2 separate regions of the Homo sapiens genome follow, and region 2 is linked to region 1. The links are chromatin loops, found by intact Hi-C in ENCODE. Cell type or tissue: dorsolateral prefrontal cortex. All regions are shown on one strand. Links, peaks and the distances in the headings refer to the core of each region. The heading gives the core; the rest is flanking DNA. Region 1 overlaps SLITRK2 (SLIT and NTRK like family member 2). Region 2 has its middle 140 kb from the start of SLITRK2.

What was found. A loop is a pair of places that touch in the nucleus more often than their neighbours do. Peaks named below come from ENCODE experiments on the same cell type or tissue, not always from the same donor. Only the 100,000 strongest peaks of a DNase experiment are listed, where the experiment ranks them.
Region 2: a loop joins it to region 1, with 2.6 times the contacts of the local background. A loop is called at or near these places in 1 of 110 quality-filtered maps.

The regions. Positions count from the first base shown.
Region 1 is chrX:145,823,540-145,827,938 of GRCh38, reverse strand. SLITRK2 (SLIT and NTRK like family member 2) reads right to left here. Exons shown (of 5, transcript NM_032539.5): 5 at 1-4,399. The coding sequence ends at 2,976. Among named protein-coding and RNA genes, the nearest start is that of SLITRK2, 7.9 kb to the right of the region's middle. In dorsolateral prefrontal cortex, for the core only: a CTCF peak has its summit at 1,869 (motif pointing left); a DNase peak (open chromatin) is centred at 1,853; H3K4me3 peaks cover 3,587 bases; H3K27ac peaks cover 3,730 bases; H3K27me3 peaks cover 2,359 bases.
Region 2 is chrX:145,672,640-145,677,038 of GRCh38, reverse strand. No RefSeq gene overlaps it. Among named protein-coding and RNA genes, the nearest start is that of SLITRK2, 140 kb to the left of the region's middle. In dorsolateral prefrontal cortex, for the core only: no CTCF peak of the experiment used is centred there; no DNase peak of the experiment used is centred there; H3K27me3 peaks cover 3,870 bases.

The sequences.
Region 1 (4,399 bases), core at 179-4,178:
TTTGCTGTGCTGATGCTCATACGTCTTAAAGCTGCATGTGAAATAAAAGTGAAATAGCAATATCCAGCTGTGGAAGATAAAAATAAAAATCCTAAAATAAAATATGGTCGAAAGTGCTTGAGCAGATAAAGCAAAACAGAATATAGTCAGTGGGGATGCTAGTGAGTTAATAAAACTTAAAATGTTTATGATTGCATTAGAAAATAAAGGTTCAAAGTATATGATGTATGATGATTTTAAATAAAATAGTCTGGAATACATTCAAATAATTTCATTTAAAAATCTACTGCAAATTAAGTATAACTGTAACAAGCAAGAGGATATAGAATTAAACCATAATTATTAGGCAACAGAGTTTATAAATTTGAGTTCTCTCAGTAGGCGTCTTTAAAATCGTGTAAGTAAGTTAATATTAAGGTATCATCTGTCTTTAAACTTAATGAGTTAATATTTTTTCTATGGACAATGGCATTTTACAGGAGTATCTTTACTTTCAGAAAAATAAAAATGAACACTGAAGTGGAATCACTGCATCAAGAGCCTCTAGTCATATAATTTAAGCCTGAAAATGATCTTAACAGAATATATATGCAAATTTGCCTTCACAATCACTTCCCAAAATACCTACCTCTGTATTCTGTATTTATCATTGCATCAAATGAGAGCAGTCAGAAAAGGATTTTTGAAACTCTTTTATATATAAATACTTCACTCAAAGATGAAGTGGTTTCCAGGAGTCTTCTCCACATTCAACTAGCATAATATTCTAGTTCCTCTTCTGTGAAATGTAAAATATCTGTACATTAACTTTCTTGAAGATCATTTCAGCCCACCATTTTCAACTTTCTTCTAATGGATCGAAATAGGAATTATCACCTCTAATCAAAGAATGAGCATGTTAGCTTGCCACTGTAGATATTCAGAGATTTTATGTTGTTAAAGATATGTTTCTCTTCAATGCCCTTTACGTTATTATATACACACAATTACCTTCTATTGTTTTTACAAACAACTATTTTACACCAGTAATCATTAATCCAAATAATTTGGATTTAAGGAATTTCTAATTGAAAGCCTATCACATGAATTGTTTATAGTGACAGACAATATACTATTGGTAATTTTAAAGCTTTAAAAGTAAGTTATCAGTATCCACTTCAATCTCCACATGACGATAAAGGATTATTATGTGCAGTAACCTATTTATGAAAAGGAAACAGTGTGCTTCTTTCAGACGCCATCGCTTGCTTTAATAAGGAATTGAAAAGCTGAACTACTTTATATGCAGATCACCATCCCAGTTGCATAAGGATTTACAATAGACAAAACAAAACTATTTTTTGTTGTAAAGAAGGGCTGTTTGTTTAAATCACACAATCACGTTTGCATCTAAAATTATTTACAGTCTAATAAGGCTTCATAAATGTTATATAGACTTGGCTAATTAAAATCATTTTAATGCTAACACCAAAATGAAAGTCTTGCTCAAGCTGACAAGGAAAACTTCAAGTAACACAAGCCTAAAGAAGGCAGAAGGAAAAAGATGCTTAATGTCTTGGTTTAGGTAACTATTAATCGATTTGGAGACGCAAATAGTACTTGATTTGATAGCACCCCATTAATGCTTCAATTAAACTCAAGAGGAAAATGCTGTTTTGTCAGAAAGTGTTAAACTTGAGAAGGATTATGAGTCTAACCCGTGATCTAAAATAAATAGAGTAATGGATACATTTTTATCTCTGCTACCTTGAATTTTGCAGAGAACTTACTTGGGAAGTTTTAATCTCACCCATGAAGTCTTCCTTCGAGGTCTTTAATGGCTCATATGTCTTTGTTAAATGAGGTGTGTGGCGGCCTCTACTGGTGTGTGTTTATAGAAAATGTTTCAATAGGCAGAAAAAATATTAATTTCAATTAAAAAGTTAGAAATACAGACTTTTTCATTTAAATATATAAAAATATCTAATTCAATGCAGAAAAATATATTACTAGCTGTGTCACGTTCTTTTAATTAGGAAAATAATCTAAAACACTCACCATGTTAGTGTAAAATAATGATTTATGGAAGGGCATTAATTGCTCAATTCACTCTGATATTGGGTTAAATATATTTTATTAATGAATTATTAATCCTGACTGAGGTGGCTTATTACCTCTAGTCCACTGTTAAATCCCCTTAGTTGACTTAAATAAAATCACTTAAACCCAGAGGAAAGGAAATATTTTATAGTTAAGCCTACAAAGTCCTAGAACTAGAATCATTTGATGACAGGCTGGTTTCTATAACTCAAGCAAACTGTACGTTGACTTAATATAGCTGACACATCAATCTATTTTACAGTGTTTTCAATTTCAAAAATACAACACATTAAAATATTTTCAATTTATCAAAGCTAAAAGCAACATTTAAGTAATGTACTTAAAGTGCGAAGGCACTTTAACACAAAGTAGTGATACCCAGTGGCTATACTCGGTAACTGACGATGGAAATACCATATATCATTATTTACAAAAGAAGTTGTAGTCACAAAAGATCTTTGGAGATCTTCTACAAAATACACTAAATATCCATTTTCATTTGAAAAGTTTGCCTATTCTTTCTTCAGTCACTATAATCTCCTCTTCCCACTCCCACACTGAAAAACAAAGAAGAAAAAAGAAACAAAACCATAAACAAAATCTATGAAGAAATGCATTGTAGAAACATTCATGTCCACTGATGGTTCCTAAGAAGAGAAGGGAAAAAGAAAAAAAAAAAAAAAAAAAAAAGGAGGGGAGGAGAGCGAGAGAGAAATAATTTAAAGGAAAACTTGCAAAAGCAAAATCATGACTTCATCCTATCTCCCAAACATTTTCAAAGTCCCCCATTAACACTGGGAAAGGGAGAACAAAAACAAACACAAAAGCTAATGTCCTTGTTTCCAACAGTTCGGAGCAGCATCCTCTGATGCCTTAGGGTTGTAAATGATTTCCCTTCACAGCTGACTGATTGCAGTTTGTTTTTCCAGAACTTCGAGGTAGTCCGGTTCTGATTGCGGCTTAGCTTGCAGTAAAGGGTGGTTGGGTTTTGACTGCCCCACAAAGCATTTCCTGGGAGTTCCATATAAAACGGTTTTATTGATTCTGTCTTGGTTTTGGCGTCGAGATTCATAGGAAGGGGCAAACTGCCTTTTAGGTAAGGTACAAAAGTTATAGTGGACTAGGCCTGCGCTGGGAAGTTCCTTGACTCGCTCAGCAATATTTTGATACAGCAGCTCAGGCTCTCTTGGTGTGGCCTGCTTTTCTAGCAGCTCAGTGGCACTTATTGTGTAAGCAGGTGTGGCTGGCTCTTCTTTTTTCTCCTCCAGGTTGCTATAGCTGAACTCTTGCAGGTTTCGGTAATAGGCTACTGGGTCTCCTTCCTTCTGCATGTAGATGGGGTTTTGGCACATCTGACCCACAGGTGGGGGGATATAGTTGTAGACATGGCCGTCTGTTTTATCGTGAGTCTCAGTGTTGTAAGACCCATACTGTAATTGAAAGGAGCTTACGTCTAAGTTGTTGGTATTCCTGGGAACGCTCGGCACTCCCTTTCGGCGTTTCAAGACAAAGACGAATAAACCAGCCCCAAAACAGACAGATAAGATGAAAACAACAAGCAATCCCAGAATTAAGACAGACAGTGGAACTTCAGTGTGTAGTTCAGGATAGGAACTAGGAGACACACTAAGCGACCGAGGTGTGTCTGTATTGTGATTCATTGACAAGACGGTTCCATCTGACAAGTTTGGGCTGTCTGGACAGATAGCCTCCCTCCCCAGAAATTTTAGTATCTCCCCTGCATGCTTAGCAGGAGATTCGCAAGTCACCTCATTAATGATGACAGGGGAATTGGCATGTTCTGTCCAGTCTTTCAGCCCCATGATGTCACAGGTACAGTCCCAGGGGTTCTCCTGCAGATCTATCTGGATGAAAGCCGGGAGCTGATCCAGAACCCCTTTCACGGGCAGGTGAGAAAAATGGTTGTTTCTCAGATTCAGCCTGGTTAGGGCCGTCCCCCCAAATATATTATCAGGTAAGGACCGAAGAAGGTTGTTGTTCAGAAACAGTAGCTGTAGGTTAATCAAAGCATCAAAGGTCAGAGGCTTAATTTCCTTAATGACATTATACTCTAAATAGAGATATTGCAAGCTCTGCAGTCCATCAAACATAGAAGGGTACAGCACTTCAAGGTAATTGCCATTCAGATAAAGTCTGCGTAAACTGGTCAGGTTTGTAAAGGCACCTTCCTGAATGACTGCAATCCTGTTGTTTCCTAAGTGCAGTAAGTCCAAAGAACTGTATTCTAAGAGGTCATTCTTATAGACAGTTTGAAGATAGTTCCCTGTTAGGTAGAGTTTCTTTGGACTGGTCGGTTTGG
Region 2 (4,399 bases), core at 90-4,089, 150 kb after region 1:
CATGTCTGATCTAAAAAAAGAGAAAAGCCTTACAAAGATGGGCCTGCCCAGAAAATGTAGTGGAAAGCAGTCTCCCTAAACTGAGATGGCTGCTTGGGAAATACCACACCCATCCAATAAAAGTACGCTACTAGTGATGACTTAGGCAAGCTCTGTCACAGATTTTCTGAAATAAACAGTTAAATCACGCTGCAGTATTCACAACCTTTTGCCAATTCTTTGCAATGCAGAAAGTTCTTACATACATATGATCTTAATTCTCTGTATGGCCACTCTGTGAGAAAAACAAAGTGGGGATTACTATTCCCATATTACAGATTAGAAAAGTGTGGTTCAATGAGGCAAGTGACTTGTGTAAGGACAGAGCTTCTGAATCCCAGCCCAGTGCTCTGCCCACTACCTCACCTGGCGGCTGCTATGCTCTCTGTGGCCATGTTCCACACTGCCATTCTCGGCTCCTCTGGGTTAGGGTAAACTGTCTCAGGGTGAGCCCTGCTGCCCACACCCAGTTCCTAGCAATTCCTGAGAAGTCTGGCGATGAGCATTCTCTGTAAGAACACCTCTTCTCAGAAAGAAAGAGAGACTGAGAGAGAACTCTCCCCAGGAAAAAAAAAAAAAACTGTCATGAGATTCATGCTCTTGAAAAACACCACTTTCTTCCGTTTGTCCTTCCAGACTTTCAAGTGAAAGTCCAATCGTCTGAGCCTAGCATGCAAGCTCCTTCATATCTGATGCTTCTTCATACTTACCCCAGAAAGAAGCCATTGTCCAGCCGGCAGGCCTATCCCCCAGCATTGGAAACCATGTTTATTTCTAACACAGCACTTTCTTTTAAGCTATTCTCTTTATTTGGTAGGGCCTCCATTCACTTTTCTTTGGCCGAGTCCTGCCCAGGTGTCCCGATGCTAGCTCAAGTCCCACTGCACCCACGCCACTTCTACTACAGGTTTAGCACATGGATTATAGGTCCTTTCAGTGTCGTTTTCATGCATTGAATCCTGAGTGATTGCTGACTATAGCAGTCACAGCTGATTTGATTGCAAGTGACAGAAATTCAATTTGATCTGGCTGAGGCCAAAAGGGAAATTTACCGGAAGGCCCTTGAGGAATTTAATCTACTAAGAAAAGGTGGGAAGATCAAGGGCAGCTGGGCCTTAGGGACATTTGGAATCAGAGACTCAGACTCAGAGTGCTGCCAGTGCTCTGTCCCTCTCTCATCTTTGCTTCCATTGGCATAGAACCTTCTTTCTCTCAGCTTCTTCTGGGAGACATGGTGACAAACAGTTCCTGTGCTGTTTATATACCCACAGGCTGTTCACTAGAGGAGGTTTCAGATTTTCTTCTCCATTTCATTTCAAATAATTGTAGGGAAGTACTCTGATTTACCTACTTGCTTCAGATACCTATCTCCAGAAAACTCTGGGATGGCATGAGGTAGAATCACTTAACCTAAACTCTGTCTGCAAACCTTAGGCTAAGTATCATTTCCAGAAGAGAGAAGAAATCACTGTGATCCAGGCAGCCTCCCTGGCTGCTGTCTACCACATTGTGGTCTCTGGGGAATTACTGCTTCACTTTGAAAGCACCATGTCTCCTCCCCAAAACAGTTTTGACAGCTTCTCGAGGGTTGAGCCTAGGACCACATGTTATCCTGGAGTTCCCATAGTCCCTAGCATAGTGCTATAACATTTCATTCATTTACACATTATTGAGTGCCTCTTTTGTGGCAAGCCTGTACTAGATGTTATAAGTGGAAACTTGTTATCCACTCCAACTCTTGCCAAAAATTACTTGCAGTTCTCTAAAATCACCATGCTACTTCTCACCTCTCTGTTTTCATACATGCTATTTCTTCCATCCAGAGTATCTTCTCAATTCTTCCTCCCCTGATGGGAACTCTCACTCAACTTCCAAGACTCACCTGAGGTGTCACCACTTCTGGAAAGCCTTTGGTGACCTCTTCCCCTTGTCCCCTCATCCCAAAGCTGAATAAAGTGCCCCTCTTCTGTGCTCTCCCAACACACTTCATGGCACTTACCACTTATTACTATGCATTATAAACATTTACATGTTCCTTCCCGTATGAACAACCTGCCGTTCTAGAAGTCTGGTCCCTTGCCTATCAGCATCTCTTGGGCAATTGTTAGGAATGGATACTCTTGAGCATCCCTCCAGACTTAATAAGTCAGAGACTTTAGGGGTGGGGCCAGCAATCTGTTTTAATGAGCCCTTCAAGTATTTCTGATGCACATTCAAGTCTGAGAACTACTGAGACAGATACTCCCAGTGGTCATCACAGAATCTGGTTCATAGTAAGTGCTTGGTAAACTTTTGATGAATAAATCAAAGAATCAATAATTTCTCCTCCTTGTGAAGATTTTGGATGTGTTGTTTCTTATTGGTTGCTTTTCAGGCACTATCATCAGGCAGGTGACTATTTTCCATCCATTCATTCATTAGATCATACATTCATTTATTCAATAATTAGACTATCTCGAAAACTAGGGATTTAGGGACTCCAGAGTTAAATTCATACTATTTGCCACAACGGTCATGTGCATAGCTCTCCTAACCACCAGGAGTATTTTGGAAGCCTTCTTTCATGGCTATAGGTTACAGCTTTATAACTATGATGTCTTTCATTGATATCTTTTCCAGAGTCAAGAATTCCAGAGAAAATGATATTCTTGGAGCTGCTGGTATCCTTCGAGCTTCGTATGACTTTGAAAGAAAAAAAATACCCACTTAATCCTGAGTGCCTCCAAATCATATTTGCTGATAAACCCTGGATTTAAGTTGTAAACAAATTAAAGATTAAAAACTTTCCTTTGGCACACTCTTTCAAGAACTTTATTACTGTCTGCGAGCTACTTGGTTCCTTTCAGAGGGAGCAATTCTCTGTGTGCTAGGCTGAGCAAGGCCTTCCTGCACCTTGGCAAAGCCCAGTGGGAGTGTGTGTGAGAGACTGAGCTGTCTCAATGGTCCAATGTTATACTTTCAGCAAGCTTTTGAGAACAAAGTCTCTGTTTTTATTGCTCTCCCTGCCAGTGATCACGGCTGGCTTCTTTCAGCGGGACATTCCCTGCCTTCACACTTAGTGCCAAAGCGGGGCATCCCCTGAGCACTCCAAGCTCCTCCCAGAGCCCTGAAATGAGGATATTCTTGAGGCTACCCTTTCTCCCATTCTGTACACACACACACACACATACACACATACACACACACACACACAAATTTTCTGATAATCCTTTCCTGCATCCCAAAGAAGACAGTGACTATAAAGTCCCCAAGAACAAAAGTTCTTTTATCATACCAACATAATTTGTATATATATATATTTAATACTGTAAGTCATTAGTTTCTGGAAACTTGTTTCACATTGTAATGTGCAAACCTTACACAAAAAAATGACTTAAGGGAATGAACTGTTTAAAGCTTAGAGGTTAGAGTTAAACACATACAGGATAAAAGCATGAATTATGTGGAGAGGTTTCACACATGGAATACAAAATTGGGCTACATAAAGCGATTTCTGAATGAGAATCTGTGGCTGTATAACAACATGCAGAGATTCATATTAAGCATGCAGATTCACCTGGAGTGTCTCATTCAGTAGATGGTCCAGGAAAATGTTAATTTTCACAGTTGCCTCAGGTGAGTCTTATATGAAGCTACTGTTGGGAAATACTAGATAAGATATTCAACTTTTCTTACAATGCAGAATCTATGATGCTCTGTATTATTACACACTTCATGAACTCTCTCCCACTCTCCCTCTGATTTCTATCCAAATAAGGGAGGAGGTAGCAACAGCTTTTACATTATATATTGGGGGCCAGAAAACCTGGGTTATGTTTCCATCTCTGCCACAAACTAGCTCTATTACATTGGATAAGCCATTAGCCTCCTCTAACCTTATTTCCTTATGAACCAAACAGTCTGTACTACAAAACCAGTCATTTTCTCGTAAAAAGAAAGAGAGATCAGGCGCAGTGGCTCATGCCTGTAATCCTAGCACTTTGGGAGGCCAAGGCAGGAGGATCACCTGAGGTCAGGAGTTCGAGACCAGCCTGGCCAATGTAGTGAAACCCCGTCTCTACTAAAAATACAAAAATCAGCCTGGTGTGGTGGCGGCTGCCTATAATCCCAGCTACTCGGTAGGCTGAGGCAGGATAATCACTTGAACCCATGAGGCGGAGGTTGCAGTGAGCTGAGATCGTGCCACTGCACTCCAGTCTGGGCAGCAAGAGCGAAACTCCATCTCAAAAAAAAAAAATTAAAAAGAAAAAGAAAAAGAAGACTTTATTTGTGCTGTGTGTACCATTTGATAATTTTTACAGTGCAAACACTCCAACCCACCATGGATAATTTCAAGCTGTGGATGGGCTGTCACTGAACA